Linked DNA regions of Homo sapiens: region 1 is linked to region 2. A link is a loop called in an ENCODE intact Hi-C map of the cell type or tissue named here. Cell type or tissue: heart right ventricle. All regions are shown on one strand. Links, peaks and the distances in the headings refer to the core of each region. The heading gives the core; the rest is flanking DNA.

Region 1 (8,340 bases), core at 102-8,101, 120 kb after region 2:
CCTGGGGTCTCGGCATCCTGTTCACTACACCGAATTGCTTCTGGGACCTCAGTCTCACTTAGCAGAAGTTCCAGCTACTGTCTGGTTCTGCCAGCCATCTTGCTCCTCCTCCCCGAGAATATCCACATCAGCCTCCTCCTCTGGTGCCTCACCCGGGCTGTTCAAGGTATGTGCTAACCAAGGCAGTTGCGTCCGCAGGGTTGTTGCTCATCTGGGCTGGTTAGCATCTGTCAGGCTGGGCTCTGGCCCCAGGCAGTCCTCTTGTAAATGGGAAGGTACAAATGAGTACAGATGGCGTTGCTCAAATCCATAACTTTCCATGGATCCGTAGAGGGCAATGGTCTCCCCATGGGTACATATACCACAGGGGTGCACAAGACACAGGGGGTTAAGAAGAACAAGGTAAACGTCTACTGATTTTAAGAATACCACCATAAAGCAGGGGCTTAGTTAATAATAATGTATCAGTATTGGTTCATTAATTTTGACAAATGTACCACAGTAGTGTAAGATATTAATAGTAAGAGGCCGGGCATGGTGGCTCACGCCTGTAATCCCAGGACTTTGGGAGGCCGAGGCAGGCGGATCACGAGGTCAGGAGATCGAGACCATCCTGGCTAACACAGTGAAACCCCATCTCTACCAAAAATACAAAAAAATTAGCCAGGCATGGTGGCACGCGCCTGTGGTCTCAGTTACTCGGGAGGCTGAGGCAGGAGAATCACTTGAACCCGAGAGGCAGAGGTTGCAGTGAGCTGAGGTCGTGTCGTTGCACTTCAGCCTGGGCAACAGAGTGAGACTCTGTCTCAAAAAAAAAAAGATATTAATAGTAAGGAATATGGGTGTGGAGTACAAGGGAACCGTCCACCTGGAGGATGAACTACAAAATCTTTAGGGTAGAATTAAAGTCCTCCATAATCCGGCTGGAGCCTCCTGTATCTCCAGCAACATCTTTTACACTCTCACTTAAATCCTTACTCTGATCACCTACTTCCCCCTCAAACATCCATGGCTCAGTCAAATTTAACACTGGCCATTTTTTAGACACAGCATTTCCCTCGCCTCTGCTCTAATCTCCCCATGCCTGGGAGTGCCATCCATCCATCTCTCCCTATGAAAATCCTAAATTCAGAGTAAAATTCCATCTCCTTTAAGCTTTCCTGACTCCTACATGCTGGGTGGTGATGAGAATCTCTCCATCCTCTGCATTTCCATAGCCGCATTTACTCCCCAGTAATACAGTTAGTTTTATATACACCTGTGTCCAGCAAGAGACAGTGAGCTTTGAGGGCCATGGATGTGGCCTCCTTGTTTTCTGCCTCCCTCACCCAGGATGGCCCTGGCACAGTCTACACTGAGGAAGGGTGAGGGCAAGGGCGAGTGGTCAGTAGCATTTTCTCTGTGTTGAAAGAGCAGCACTTTCTCATTAGTTCACACTATGCGTGAGAACATCACAAATGGACCATCCTTCCCTTAAGCTTGGTGAGACCATTACTGTGCAAGGAGGTGAGGATCTTGCTTGGGAATCATGAGATTGAGCAGGGGTCATTTGAATTAGTCTGTCTGTCAGCAGAAGCATCTAGACATGGGAGGAGGAGGCTGTTTAGGGCCCAGGCTGGGAGAAACTGGCTGGCCCAGTCCCTGGGAAAATCACCCAGATACCCAAGTGGGCAGGAGAGCTGAGTTATGAATTCACAGGAGGTTCAATGGATCCTGAAGAGGAGAGGAAGCAAGTCCCTGTGAAGGGCCCCAGCCCCTCTTCTATCTCTCTCCTTCTCCCCATATCCCATTGCTGGGTTTTCCCTGCTATGTGGAAGCTGTGCATGCCCATGCTCCCTCCACTTGCTACCTCTTCCCTCCTGGAAGGATCTCCAGATATGCTCCCTGAGAAGATATATGAGTGGGTCGTAGCAGAATCGAGGGTATGCTGTTTGAAATCATAGGCCCTAAAGAAACCCAGTGGCCCCCAGAAAGTCACTGAGCCCAGAGCTTTAACAGAACTAGTTCCCGTCAGTGGCCTTCTCCTAAAATCCTCCATGCCTCCCTCCCCGCATTCCCTTTGTGCCTTTTCCCTCTAAATGCTGCTGGGATCATTGGATGGAAGGCGCTTGGCAGCGCTATGGCTTTCCCAGGCCCTACTAGGCCCCTAGACTCTGGGTACTGGTAACCTCTGCTATGACACAACCATGACCCTTGGGCTTAGAACCAGAATCATTAAATCCATCTTTCTCTTCCTCTCCAAAGCGGGTGGAATGGATTGGCTTCTAGGAAGCAGCCGGATTTCCCCACAGTGTTTGACTTCAGACTGGGCAGGAAAAATAGAACAGCCTGGGAAGAGCTGTTCATGCTTCCCTCAAAAAGGCTCGTCTCAAAAACATGACTAGCTTTTTCTCCATTAGATGTCAGATCCCGCACAGTCTCAGAAGAAAGTATTGGATCATGCACACTATCATAAGGAAGAATTGGCCAGGATAGTATAAAATCATGAAGAACCCCAAACCAATCCTGGATGGAGTTGGAGAACGTTATGATTTTCTTTTCTTTTCCTGAAGCTGACTTTCCTGACACTAATGAATATTAAAATCCATGCATTCCCTGGTCGGGGATAGGGGAAGCTGGTTCCTGATGAGAATTGGCTGAGACAAGTCTCAGAATAGACATTCTACGTGGCAGTGTCCAGGAAGCCATTCTCTGGAAAGTTTTTTAAAAGTTGCAGGAATAGAGGAGAGTCTAAGAGCTGTATGTGTTCCATATTTTCTCTGATTTGAAAACAAAACCAGTCATAAAGTACCAACGCTGGAAGACTATTGAATCTTAACCCTTCCTTAAGTAGATGAGGAAACTGGGACCCACATGGTGGGTAGACTAGGTCGGCTGCAGCTGAAATATGACGGCACATTTCCTCTCATCAAAACTTTGAGTCGTATACTCTTATACCACCTGGAAACCCACCTACCCAGTGCCCCTCACCAATGGCTCTGCAACTCCCCATAGATTTCTGCCCAATTGCTATTTTTTGCACCTGCTGAGTTTGTCTTTTTTGTATGTGTCATAATGTACACTTTAACGACTTATTTCTCCTGTTAATCTAGAAGCTGGAAAAAACTGGGACCTTTGGGCTTCTTCTTGTAAACTCCATGTTAATGACTTATTAGCGTCTTGGCAAAAATACCTAATGACTTCTAACTAACCTCCTACTGACAACTATCTCAGGGTTTAAGTTCTGACTCTGCTAGTTTCTAGCTATGCAATCTTTGGCAATTGACTTAACTTCCCTGTAGAAGTGGTACCTTTGCTTGGCAAAGGAGGGTTTTAGTCCCCATGACTGCCATAGCCACCCCCAAACATGCAATGTGTAGAGTAAAATCAACACAGAGCAAAAATCAGCTTCGGGACAAAACTTCCTGGTATCCCTGCAACCAAATTATAATCCATAAATCCCTGTCATAGGTTAACATTCTACAGCTGCCACTGCTCCCTTCCTCTAAATTTCCTCATCTGGAAAAGGGGGGAAATAATATATTGTAGGGTTTTTAAATTGATATCTAATATTTTACATATTTATAGGGTACATGTGATATTCTGTTGCATGCAGAGAATGTGTAATGATCAAGTTAGGATATTTGTGGTATACATCACCTTGAGTATTTTTCATTTCTATATGTTGGGAACATTTAAATTCTCTCTTCTAGCTACTTCGAAATAGACAATACATTGTTGCTAACTATGGTGACCCTACTCTGTTGTCAAACATTAAAACTTATTCCTTTTATCTAACTGTTAAGTTTGTACCCATTCACCAACCTCTCTTCTTTCCCCAACTCTTGCCATCCACACACCCTTCCCAGCCCCTGGTAAACATCATTCTACTTTCTACTTCCATGAGATTAACTATTTTAGCTCTCCCACTTATGAGTGAGAACACACTAAACTTGTCTTTCTATGTCTGGCTTACTTCACTAAACACAACGACCTCCAGTTGCATCCATGTTTTTGGAAATGACATGATTTCATTCTTTTTTTATGACCAAATAGTATTCCGTTGTGTATTTATACCACATTTCCTTTATCTATTCCAAGTGTCCGTCCCTTGGTGGACACTTAGGTTGATTCCATGTAATTGCTATTGTGAATAGTGCTGCAAAAAACATGTGAGTGCGGGTATCCCTTTAATATATTGATTTCCTTTCCTTTGGATAAATGTCTAGAAGTGGGATTGCTGGATTGTATGGTAGTTCTGTATTTAGTTTTGTGAATAATCTCCACACTGTTCTCCATAATGGCTGTACTAATTTACATTCCCACCAAAGTGTTTAAGAGTTCCCTTTTCTCCACATCCTCACCTGCATCTGTTATTTTTTGTCTTTTTAATCACAGCCATTCTAACTGGGTTAAGATGATACCTCACTGTGGTATTGATTTGCATTTTTCTGATGATTAGCGATGTTAAGTATTGTTTATATAACTATTGACCGTTTGTCTTCTTTTGAGAAACGTCTTTGTATGTCCTTTGCCAAATTTTTAATGGGATTATATGTTTGTTTGTTTACTGTTGAATTGTTTGAGTTCCTTGTATATTCTGAATGCTAGTCCATTATTGGATAAATAGATTTCTCCCATTCTGCAGGTTTTCTCTTTACTCTGCTGATTGTTTCCTTTGGTGTGAAGAAGTTTTCTGGTTTAATATAGTCCCATCTGTCTATTTTTGGTTTTGTTGCCTATGCTTTTGAGGTCTCAGCCATAAAATATTTGCCTAGACCAATATTCTAAAGTGTTTTCCCTATGTTTTCTTCCAGTATTTTTATAGTTTCAAGTCTTATGCTTAAGTCTTTAATCCATCTTGAATTGATTTTTGTATATGGTGAGATAAGGGCTCAATTTCACTTTTCTGCATGTGCATGTCCAATTTTCTCAATACTATTTATTGAGCCCATCCATGAGCATGGGATGTCTTTTCAATTTGTGTCCTCTTCAATTTCTTTCATCAGTGCTTTGTAGTTTTCCTTGTAGAGCTCTTTTACATCCTTAGTTAAATTTATTCCTAGATATCTTAATAACTGTTGTAAATGAAATTGCCTTCTTGATTTCTTTCTTAATTATTGGTTTATAGAAATGCTACTGATTTTTGTATGTTAATTTTGTTTCCTGAAACTTTACTGAATTTATCAGATCTAAGAGTTTTTTGGTAGAATCTTTAGATTTTTTATATATAAGATAGAGCCATCATAAAAGAGGGACAATTTGACTTCTTTTTCAATTTAGATGCCTTTTATTTCTTTCTCTTGCCTAATTGCTCTGGCTAGGACTGCCAGTACTATGTTGAATAGGAGTGTTGAAAGTGGGCATCTTTATCTTTTTTCAGTTCTTAGAGGAAAGGCTTTCAGCTTTTCCCCATTCAGTATGATGTTAGTTGTGGGTTTGTCACACATGGCCTTTATTATGTTGAGGTATGTCCCTTCTATACATAGTTTGTTGAAGAGTTTTTAATCATGAAGTACTGCTGAATTTTATCAAATGCCTTTTCTGCATCTATTGATATCATCATATGGTTTTTATTTTTCATTCTGTTTATGTGATGTATCACATTTATTTGTGCATGTTGAGCATCCTTGCATCACTGGGATAAATACCACTTGATCATGGTGTGTTTTTTTTTTTTTTTTTTTGGATGTGCTGTTGGATTTGGTTTGCTATCATTTTGTTAAGAATTTTTGCATCTGTATTCATCAGGGATATTGGCCTGTAGTTTTCTTTTTTGGGTTGGGTCCTTGCCTAGTTTTGGGATCAGGGTAATGCTGTCCTTAGAGAATGATTTAGGAAGAATTTCTTTTGCTTCACTTTTTTCTTTTCTTCTTCTTTTTTTCTTTTTTTGAGACGGAATCTCATTCTGTTGCCAAGGCAAGAGTGCAATGGCACAACCCCTGCCTCCCAGGTTCAAGTGATTCTCCTGCCTCAGCCTCTGGAGTAGCTGGAATTACAGGCACCTGCCACCATGCCTGGTAAATTTTTGTATTTTTAGTAGATACAGGGTTTCACCATGTTGGCCAGGCTGGTCTCAAACTCTTGACCTCAAGTGATCTGCCCACCTTGGCCTCCCTAAGTGCTGGGATTACAGGCGTGAGCCACTGTGCCTGGCCTTGCTTCAATTTTTTTGAATAGTTTGAGGAGAATTAGTGTTGGCTCTTCTTTGAATGTTTGGCTAAATTTGGCGGTGACGTGATCCTGTTCTGGACTTTCCTTTTTTGGGGAGATGTTTTGTTGTTTATTAAATCTCATGATTTTGTTATTGATCTATTCAGGTTTTCTCTATCTTCCTGATTCAATCTCCATAGGTTGCATGTGTTCTGGAATGTATCCATTTCCTCTAGGTTTTCCAGTTTGTTAGCATATAGTTAGTAGTCCTGATGATCTTTTGTATTTCTGTGATATCAGTTGTAAATTATTTTTCATTTCTGATTTTGCTTATTTGGGTCTTCTTTCTTGGGTCTTCTTTCTTTCTTCTGTTAGACTAGAAAGTGGTTTATATATTTGGTTTATCATCTCCAAAAACTAACTTTTCATTTGTTTATCCTTTTTTGTTTGTTTGTTTGCTTGTTTTTTGTTTTTAGTTTCTATTTCATTTAGTTCTACTCTGATCTTTAGTCTCTCTTTCCAACTACTAATTTGGGGTTTGGTTTATTCTTGCTTTTCTAGTTCCTTGAGGTGATTGTTATATTGTTTACTTGAAATGTTTCTACTTTTTTGACGTAGGTATTTATTGCTATAAGATTCCCTCTTAGCACTGCTTTAGCTGTATCTCAAAGGTTTTGGTATATTGTATTTTGATTTTCATTTGTTTCAAGGTATAAAATATAATTTTGCTGGGTATAGTATCTTTGACAGACAGGTTTTTTCTTCTTTCAGCACTGAATGTATTATTCCATTCTCTCCTGGTCTGTAAGGTTTCTGCTGAGAAATCTGCTGTTTTTTATTTCCTGCTTAATTTCTTCCTTGAGCCAATGGTCATTCTGAAACTTGTTGCTTAATTTCCACATATTTGTACAATTTCCAAAGTTCCTCTTGATATTGATTTCTGGTTTTCTTCTGTTGTGGTCTGAGAAAATACTTGATATGATTCTAATTTTTAAAAATTGTTTGAGAATTGTTTTGTGTCCTAACATATGATCTATACTGAAAACTGTTCTGTGTGCTGATGAGAAGAATGAGTACTCTGCAGCTGTTTGATGACATGTTCTGTAAATGTCTGTTATGCGTATTTGGTGTAATATGAAGTTTGAATAAAATGTTTTTTAAATTTTCTGTCTAGATGATCTGTCCAATGCTGAGAGTGGGGTGTTGAAATCTACAACTATTAATGTATTAAAGTCTATCTCTCCCTTTATATCTAATATTATTTGCTTTATATATCTGGGTGCTCCAGTGTTGGGTGCATGTGTGTTTAGAATTGTTATATCCTCTTGCTGAATTGATCCTTTATCATTATATAATGGCCTTCTTTGTCTGTTTTTACTATTTTTGATTTAAAGCCTGTTTTACTTAAGTTCATCTGATATACTCCTGCTTGCTTTTGGTTTCCATTTGCATGGGATATCTTTTCCACTTCTTTACTTGCAGTCTATATGTGTCTTTACAGATGAGATGTTTCTTGCAGGCAGCATATAGTTGGTCATGGTTTTTTTTTTTTTTCATCCATTCAGGTAGTCTATATCTTTTAAATGGAAAGTTTAATCTATTTACCTTCAAGGTTATTATTGATATGTGAGGACTATTTCTGTCATTTTCATTGATTTCTGATTATTTTGTATATCCTTTGCTCCTTTATTTCTCTCTTGTTTATCATTGTGATTTGGTGGTATTCTATAGTGGTAACATTTGAGTTTTTCCTCTTCCTTATTTGTATGTTTGCTCGACCAGTGGTTTTATATTTTCATGTGTTTTCATGATAGTAGCTATTGTTCTTTCACTTCCAGGTGTAGGACTCTCTCAAGCATTTCTTTCAGGGCCAGTCTAGTGGTGATGAATTACCTCAGCATTTACTTGTCTGAGAAAGACTAATTATCCTTCAGGTATAAAAGATAATTTTGCTGGGTATAGTATCTTTGACAGACAGGTGTTTTTTTTTTTTTTTTCTTTCAGCACTGAATATATTATCCCATTCTCTCCTGGCCTGTAAGATTTCTGCCGAGCAATCTGCTGTTAGTCTGATGAGGGTTCCTTTATAGGTGACTAGATGCTTTTTTCTTGTTGTTTTCAGAATTTTCCCTTGTCTTGACTTTTGACAGTTTGACTATAATATACCATGGAAAAGGCCTTTTTGAATTGTGCTTATTTGGGGATTTT
Region 2 (8,340 bases), core at 165-8,164:
TCTGGCACTACTAGGTGCTCAGTAAATATTTGATCAACTGAATGCCTGTTGTCTTTTTTTTTTTAATTGTAATTGTCAATTGTCAGTCTCTACCCACCAGACTATAAAATTCAAGGGCAGGGATTTTGTCTGTGTTGTTCATTATGGTGTCTTCAATATCTGGAACGCACAGCACTGAAAAGTGTTTGCTGAGTGAGTGAATGAATGAATGAATGAATGAATGAATGACAGAGATTAATATAGGCTGAGGCATCCAGGAACTGACATTTACTGAGTACCTGTTCTATGTGAGACACTCTTTTAGGCACTTTATTACTGTGTTTTATGTTGCAGAGAACATGTTTGGACTAGTTTATAAGTCAACTTGAAATAATTTCCTGCATTAAGAAAAATTGGTTTTGACACATTCTTGTCATAGAAGTCAGCCTTTGTTCCCATGATGCTCTGAACAGCTGCAGTCCTGAGGAAGCCAGGGGAAGCTCCCCCTGCCTGCTGCTTAAACAGCTGGCCGGTGAACAGAGACCACCCCAGACCATTCAGCTCTCAGCACAGCTGTGTGAGCAGATGGAAACTCTGCCACCCAGAGAATCCAGCAGCTGAGAATAGAGTGGGTGGACTTGGCCACTGGTATGACCTGTGCATGTCAACCCTAATGTGGAGAAAGGTTTTTCATCTCTACAGGTCAACCCATTAGTATGGTTTGACCTAGAAGTCTTCAAAAGTTGTAGCAAGAGCCTTTCTGTATTGTCCCTGCAGCCAGGCACCATGAACACCACTCCAGCTGCTGGGGTGCAAGAGGTCTATGGGCTTGACTTTGCTGTAACCCTCAGTTTCCACACTTTTTTCAGCCCCTTGCCAGGTTACAAAGCCGAATTCCTAGACTTGTCGAATGTTAGAACTAGAAGGCGCCACAGAGATCCTTAGACTCTAGATACTTAGACTGAGGCCTCACTTGAGGGATGAGGACCCTGAAGCTCAGAGGGGCATCCTCTTGGCCCAAGCTGCATGGCTGGTGGATGGCAGCCAAAGGGCCAACCTCTTAGCTCTATGGCCGGTGGTCTTGTGTGAGTTTTGTGGTTTGGAGTATTGTCATCATTAGCAGTTCTATTGTTTTTACCCTTTGTCAAACAGCAGTAATTAGTGTGTTATTAATAATAGTATTGATTATTAATAACATTGATCAAGCAAGTCTGTGTCAGACAAGGTGCTAGAGGTTGTGTTTAATCCAATCAAAACCCCTAAGAGTGGGAAGGAAGCTGGTCCTAACCTGGAGGGACACAAGGAAGTTTTCAGGGCATGGAAAATGTCTCTACCTTGGCCTGGGTGGTGAGTACACTGATAAATACATATGTAAAATCCATCCAGCTGTATACTTGGTACTTATGCTCTTCAAGTAGGTGATGTCTCCATTTTAAACAATGAATGCAACTTATATATGCATAAATCTGCCACAATAAATTTCTAAGAAATAAGGGAAAAACCAGCTACTCGGGAGACTGAGGCAGGAGAATGGCGTGAACCTGGGAGGCGGAGCTTGCAGTGAGCCGAGATCGCGCCACTGCACTCCAGCCTGGGTGACAGAGCGAGACTCCGTCTCATAAAAAAAAAAAAAAAAAAGAAATAAGGGAAAAAAAGCCCAGGCCGGGCGTGGTGGCTCACGTCTGTAATCCCAGCACTTTGGGAGGCCGAGGCGGGCGGATCATGAAGTCAAGAGATCAAGACCATCCTGGCCAACATGGTGAAACCCCGTCTCTACTAAAAATACAACAAATTAGCTGGGCGAGGTGGCACGCGCCTATAGTCCCAGCTACTTGGGAAGCGGAGGCAGGAGAATCGCTTGAACCCGGGAGGTGGAGGTTGCAGTGAGCCGAGATTGTGCCGCTGAACTCCAGCCTGATGACAGAGCGAGACTCCGTCTCAAAAAAAAAAAAAAAAAAAAAAAAAAGCCCTGAGAGGTATCTTTATTATCCCCACTTTATAGATGAGGAAACTAAAAAAGTAATATTAACATAATTAATCATCGTATTAGCTCCTATGTGCCAGGCATGAAGATAAGGGTTTAGGTACAATACCTCATTTAACCCAATTTAAAATCCCATGAGGTTATTTTGTTCATTGTTTCTTTTTGCCATTTTAGCCACTTTTTATTATGGTAAAACATACATGACAAAATTTACCGTTTTCACCATTTTAAAGGATTCAGTGGCATTAAGTACATTCACATCGTTGTGCAACCATCACCACCGTTCATCTCCAGATTTTTTTTCATCTTCCCAGACTGATGTGTGTTCTGATCTGGATTCTATCACCTTCTAAATGTGTGACCTCAGGCAAGTTGCTTAATGTTTCTGAGCTTCAAGTGCCTGCTCTTTAAATTGGAGGACCTGAGGTGAGCCGCTGCTATCGGGGGGATCCTGGCCACACGCAGGAAATGAATGGTGGGCAAGTGAGTGAAGCTTCATCTGTATTTATAGCCACTCCCCATTGCTCACATCACCACCTGAGCTCCACCCCCTGTCAGATTGGCGACTGCATAAGATTCTCATAGGAGCACAAACCCTACTGTGAACTGCGCTTGCGAGGGATCTAGGCTGCGTGCTCCTTGTGAAACCCTAATGCCTGATGATCTCTCACTGTCTCCCATCACCCTCACATGGGACTGTCTAGTTGCAGGAAAACAAGCTCAGGGCTTCCACTGATTCTACATTATGGTGAGTTGTATAATGATTTCATAATATATTATAATGTAGTAATAATAGAAATAAAGTGCACAATAAATGTCATGTGCTTCAGTCATCCTGAAACCACCCTTTCCTCCCCTGCCCCATTCATGGAAAAATTGTCGCCCACGAAACCCATCTCTGGTGCCAAAAAGGTTGCAGACCACTGCCTTACAGAATGTGGGCAGCCTAAAAGCTAAGCTGGTGAGACTGGGACCAACAGGTATCTCCAGATTTGGGTTGTCACTAACCCATCAGGGACTCTCTCAGACACCCTCAGCAGGAATGGAGAGTGAGGTGGCCCAGGCGCTTAGAGACACAGAGAGCGAGCCAGAGGAGCCGTTAGGGAACAGGGACGTGGCACAGGGAAGAAGAGTAAAGGAACCTCAGTCATGCGGTAGCGGCTTGAAGACAGGGCGATGAGTAGGTGCAGGCATTTGCAGAGAGGGGGCAGTAATAGAGGTCACGAGGCTGGAAAAGCCTCCAGTGGGCAGAAACCAGGAGGCAGACGGGAGAAAAATACCACAGCCACGGGAGAAGCAGGGTGAGAGCAAACTGAAAGGTCTGTCTGCAGCATGGACAGTTCCAGGGTTGATTTTTGTCCCTTCAGCTGCAGTGGCCTCCATATCATCCATGGGCAGCCGCCGCCCACCATCTCAGCATGTTTTGGCAGGTGCATTTTAAAACGAGTTCCTGGCATCTTATAGAGATAAATAGGGTAGAAAATAAAAGAAAATAAAAAATAAGACATAGCCTTTACCCTCAGGGAGCTTAATCTCCGGTTCTCATAAAAGCCGAGCTACTACAGTACACACAAAAATCGGAGTCCAGTGACTAAACTCGCGTGTTTTGTAATTGAGCAGAAATGGACTTAATTCCCAGCTCTGCCATTTGCTAACTACGTGATCTTAAAAGCATTTCCTGACCTAAGGCTCCACTTCCTCATGTGTAAAAAGGTCACAAGGACAGCACCTGCACAACCAGGGTGCTGGAAGGATTGAGGGAGGCAGAGCCTGCAGGGCTGGGCACGCACCTGGCATGTGAGGCTTCGGCAGACGGCAACCTTTATTACCCAAGCTCCTTAGACCAACAGGCATTTCCTCTGTCCACCTGCATTACTATTGTGTGAATTCGGATTCCTCAGGTGCTGCTGTCCTGCAGGAATTTGGCTCTTGAAGCAGGAGAGGGAGAGGAGACCAGGGAAATGGGGACAGCTACTCCCGGAAGTTATCACAGGGGAGAAGGGCTCAGAGCCCAACTTAATAAAAAGAGCATTGCATCAGTGCTTCCTGGGGCCCACTGGCATCCCCTGTAAGCTGCACATTCCCTCCCCAGCCAGGCCTCTGCTAGCAGCCTCTCTGTGCTAGAGGAAACCTAGGGACAGGGACCGCTCCAGCTGCAGGCAAGTTCCTAGAAAGTCCAGTGGAATGGATATCATTCCTGTACTGTGAGTAATCGGCCCAAACAAAGCCCACTGGTATTTCCGAGTCCATTCCCAGTGCCCAGAGCTGGACCCAGTAGCTCAGCAGCTGCAAGGAGTGGAATGCAGTTCTCTAGCATGCTGCCCTAGATTCAGCCTTGGAGAAAGACTCCTTGCCCCAAGCGGGGAAGGTGCTCTGAAGGTCATCTCGTCTATGCTCCTGCCTCTGGGCCCAAACATTGTAAGACACAGGGCTTGGAAACCCCCTGTAGCCCAAGTGTGGGGACCAGGGAGCCTGCATGAGGATTCTAAGGATACAAGGTGGAGTCAGGAAAAGGATGTCCCTTTCTCCGTTGCCTCCTTGAGCTTCCATTAGAAGGACTTGCAGGAGAGGGGAAAGAAATCAGGAAAAGAAAAGCTGAGCCTCCGTGGTGTCTCTACCCCGACTTCTCTCCTGCTCCTCCTTTGGTCTTGGGGCAGGCCAGCCCTGTCTGCCTCCCATCGCTTTCCTCGCTTCTGGGCCACTAGTCTGTCACAGTCACCATTTCTGGAAGTTCAGAGATAAAGCTATCCTTATCCTTTCGGAACAGTGGCACCTGCTTTGTCAGCTCTAGGTGGTAGGGGTTTCCCTAACTGGGTTGCCGATGAGCCCGGGTCATTCACACTGGGGAGTCAGGTCTTTGGCCTTAGCTCACTGGGTCACCCCAGTGGTTGTCCCAGGGAGGTCTTATTGCCACCTCTTGACAAATGAGGAAGCTGGGGCACAGCAACATGAAGTGACTTTTGCTCAAGACCCTTCACCGGTCCTTCCACTGCCTGGACACACCCTGCCAGGCATCTCGAGGCTGATTTTCAAGGGAACAGAAACTTCCACCGCTGCCTGTGCCTCGCCTAGCTCCCACCCAATACGAAAGAATGGCACACTTATAGGTCACACGCCCCAGTTCATTGCTCCCTAGCTCCCATGGGAAAAGGCATAAAGTGTCCTTTCCAAAATGGTGACTGTCATTTCCCCCAGCCTAATTTAAGGCAGGCGTGAACGTTCCCCAGAGAGTTCACCTGGGCTGTCCTCCTGTGCAGTTGCTGTGCAGAAATGTTTCCTCCGTGTGCATTGCCTGCTGTCATTTCTTGGCTTTTCCAGAGTGTAAGCTGTGGTCCTGGGTGAATAGGGCAGTAGGTAGGGTTGGGGGTTCAAGGGTCAGTGGCCCTCAAACCTGGTACCCTGTGAACACCCTGGTCATTTTGAATTTACCGGCTCAGGAAAGAAGATTCCTTGCAAGCACACAGTTGCCTGTGGTCAGAGGGATGATCTCAAAGTGCTCTTAGTTCCTGGGCCAGCAGCCAGCTGCCTTGGATGGTCAGAAGGTGAAATTTGAATGCTGGTGAATGGGAGAGCGGAAGTTCAGCAAGGCTGAGTTAAGCCCATTCATGAAAAAGATCTAGTCTCACTTCCTTATTGCCAGGAGTTGTGTGTGAAGAGTGTGTGTGTGTGTGTGTGTGAGCACGCGCATGCACATGCACGTGAGCTTGATTACTTTCTGCCTCGCTTCTTCCTCCACCCCTACTCTTTTCTTTTTTTTCTCTCTCTCTCAAAATCTTAAGTTCATCTTCAGGAAACTGCCCAAGAATGTGTAGCCGGTCTGTGGTTTGCTGAAAAAAAGAAAGAAAAAGAAAGAGACAGATTCATACAAAAGCAATTCTCTCTCTTTCACCCTCTCTCTCTCTGTTTCTCTCTCTCTCACACACACACAGTCTCTCACACACACTCACACTCACACACACACACTTTCCAGGTTGTGCTGCATGCACCTCCCCAGCTGTTCTCCCATTCAGTCCTGTCTGGCTTAGGGAGGTGAAGTCATCTCTGGGTGGGAGATCATCCCGGTCAAAGGCGGGGTGGGGGAGCCGTCATGGCTGACCCACAGGGAAAAAATTCACTGTTACCCAGTTAGCTCCCACCTCAGTGGACCACATGGTGCTTCTGGCAGGTTGTGCCTATGGCTAGTGGCGTGATTCCCAAGTTAGTAGAAGGCTGCTGTGTGGCAGGTACCCTCCCCTGTTATCTGTGAGATGGAGGTGATCATGATATGGGCTCCTCATGGGTTGTTGCAGTGATGAAGGTGAGGCACACAAGGTCCTTAGCACAGCATGTAGTCACAGGTGATCTCACTGAACATCTCCGGGGCAGGGGGCTCACCACCTCCAGGGCAGCCTGTTCCATTTTCAGCAACACAGCAAAGAAGCCACCAACCCTGCTGGGCTTGTCAAGTCTTGGGAGGAATCGAGGCACTTCTTTTGACTTTAGAAATAGAAACCGAGATGCTGACCAAGAAAAAGTATGCACCCAATGCAGTTTGACCTACCCAGATACACAGGGGCCTCACGGACATGTGCCTGAGAAAGAAGACGTAACTCAGGGAAGGATATGACACCAAAGCCCTCAAAATGATTAACTGGAGCAGGTGATTTTGAGCCCTCAGTACTTTCAGTTGTTACTCTCAGACTCTGACCAAGAAGTGCTTACTGGGCACCCACAATGATTTCAGAGTATTCTGGAAGGAGTGCACCTGTCCTTCCAGCTGAGCCTCCTCCGTGGGTGCGGCAGGTAGAAGGGCATATAGGTGCTTTCCCCGCCTGTAGCCAACATCCCCTGAGCTGTTGATGCCCTGTGAAATCTCTGTGAAATCTCTTTCTCGCTGATCCTACACATTTGGAAAGTGCTGTCATGACAATTATTACTCACAAAGTTCTCTTGCTGAGGGAGGATGGTCACTTGGCATGTATTATTCTCCCCATTTTACAGACATGGAAACTGAGACCCACAGAGATCCTGGTGGTGTAGTTTGAAGCTGCTGGAATTCTCCAAGCTGCTCTCCCTGCCTTTTAGGCTGTTTCTCCTAGTGGTGCCGGTGACACAAAGAGCTGTTCTTATCCTCTCCTGTCCTGAGTTATTATGCAGTGAGTTGAGTGGAAGTTTCTAACCACCCCTCAAGTTCCCTACCAAGGAACTTAGGGAGGTGAAGTCATTTCTGGGTGGGAGATCATCCCTGTCAAGGGTGGGTGGGAGATCATCCCGGTCAAGGGTGCGTGGGAGATCATCCCGGTCAAGGGTGGGTTGGGAGATCATCCCGGTCAAGGGTGGGTTGGGAGATCATCCCGGTCAAGGGTGGGTTGGGAGATCATCCCGGTCAAGGGTGGGTTGGGAGATCATCCCGGTCAAGGGTGGGTGGGAGATCATCCCAGTCAAGGGAGGGTTGGGAGATCATCCAGGTCAAGGGTGGGTGGGAGATCATCCAGGTCAAGGCTGACCCACGGGGAAAAAATTCACTGTTACCCAGTTAGGTCCCACCTCAGTGGACCACATGGTGCCTCTGGCAGGCCGTGCCTATGGCTAGTGACGTAATTTCCAAGCTACCAGGAGGCTGCTGTGCAGCAGGTACCTCCAGGTAATGGGCCATCCCACATCCATGCCCTTGGTTTGCCTTGACCCTGGCTTTGGCAATGTGATTAACATCCATTGGGTGCCTACTAGAACTTCAGGGAGTGGACACGGAGGCTGCAGACCCCAGGTGGAGAAGGATGGGCTCCCAAATAAGGATTCTCTCTCACTGCCTTCATTTCCTTCCCCCTCCCTTCCCCTGTGTCCTCAAACCATCCATCGATAGTGAAAGAGAGGAAACATCTGGTCTGGGTTCCGCACCTCCACCCTGTGTTGGGGGGCTTGTAGGAAGAGATGGTTGGAGGTCTTGGAACCTTGAAATAAACCAACGGTTCAGCTGCCATCCTCCCCACCCACCATCCTGTCTTCCTCACCCCACCTTAATATCAGCCATCCTCCTAGCAACAGCCTGCACCATGCCACCACCCAGCAGACAGCTGCTGCTGCCAGTTCCAGAAACTAGAGAGATCCATGACCAAAGTGAGGCTCCAGAATGTCTCTGTCAAGACAATGGAGATACTGATGGTCACAGGGCCAGAGGGCAGTGACGGGGGATGGGACCTGGGGGACAGCTCTGCACATACTTCCAAAACTCCATAAAAGAAGTCTTCCTCCAAACATCCTCTTCTTCCTTCCCTCACTGATCATAATGAACTATTTTTTATGGAATATTCCCTCCATACCAGGCACTTAAACAAATTATCTTGTTTAATCATCATAATGGCCCTACAGGGTCGGTATTCATTCTCTTCTTACAGATG

What was found. Peaks named below come from ENCODE experiments on the same cell type or tissue, not always from the same donor. Only the 100,000 strongest peaks of a DNase experiment are listed, where the experiment ranks them.
Region 1: it touches region 2 in a loop (2.0-fold over the local background); 3 of 110 quality-filtered maps call a loop at or near these places.

What each region holds. Positions count from the first base shown.
Region 1 is chr12:4,230,751-4,239,090 of GRCh38, forward strand. No RefSeq gene overlaps it. Among named protein-coding and RNA genes, the nearest start is that of CCND2, 39 kb to the right of the region's middle. In heart right ventricle, for the core only: no CTCF peak of the experiment used is centred there; no DNase peak of the experiment used is centred there; H3K27me3 peaks cover 174 bases.
Region 2 is chr12:4,112,689-4,121,028 of GRCh38, forward strand. LOC124900317 (a long non-coding RNA gene) reads right to left here and starts at 5,531. Exons shown (of 4, transcript XR_007063173.1): 1 at 5,200-5,531. It also overlaps the pseudogene RPL18P9. RefSeq lists enhancers at 4,294-5,288, 5,690-5,819 and a silencer at 5,160-5,209. In heart right ventricle, for the core only: a CTCF peak has its summit at 3,171; a DNase peak (open chromatin) is centred at 5,483; H3K27me3 peaks cover 499 bases.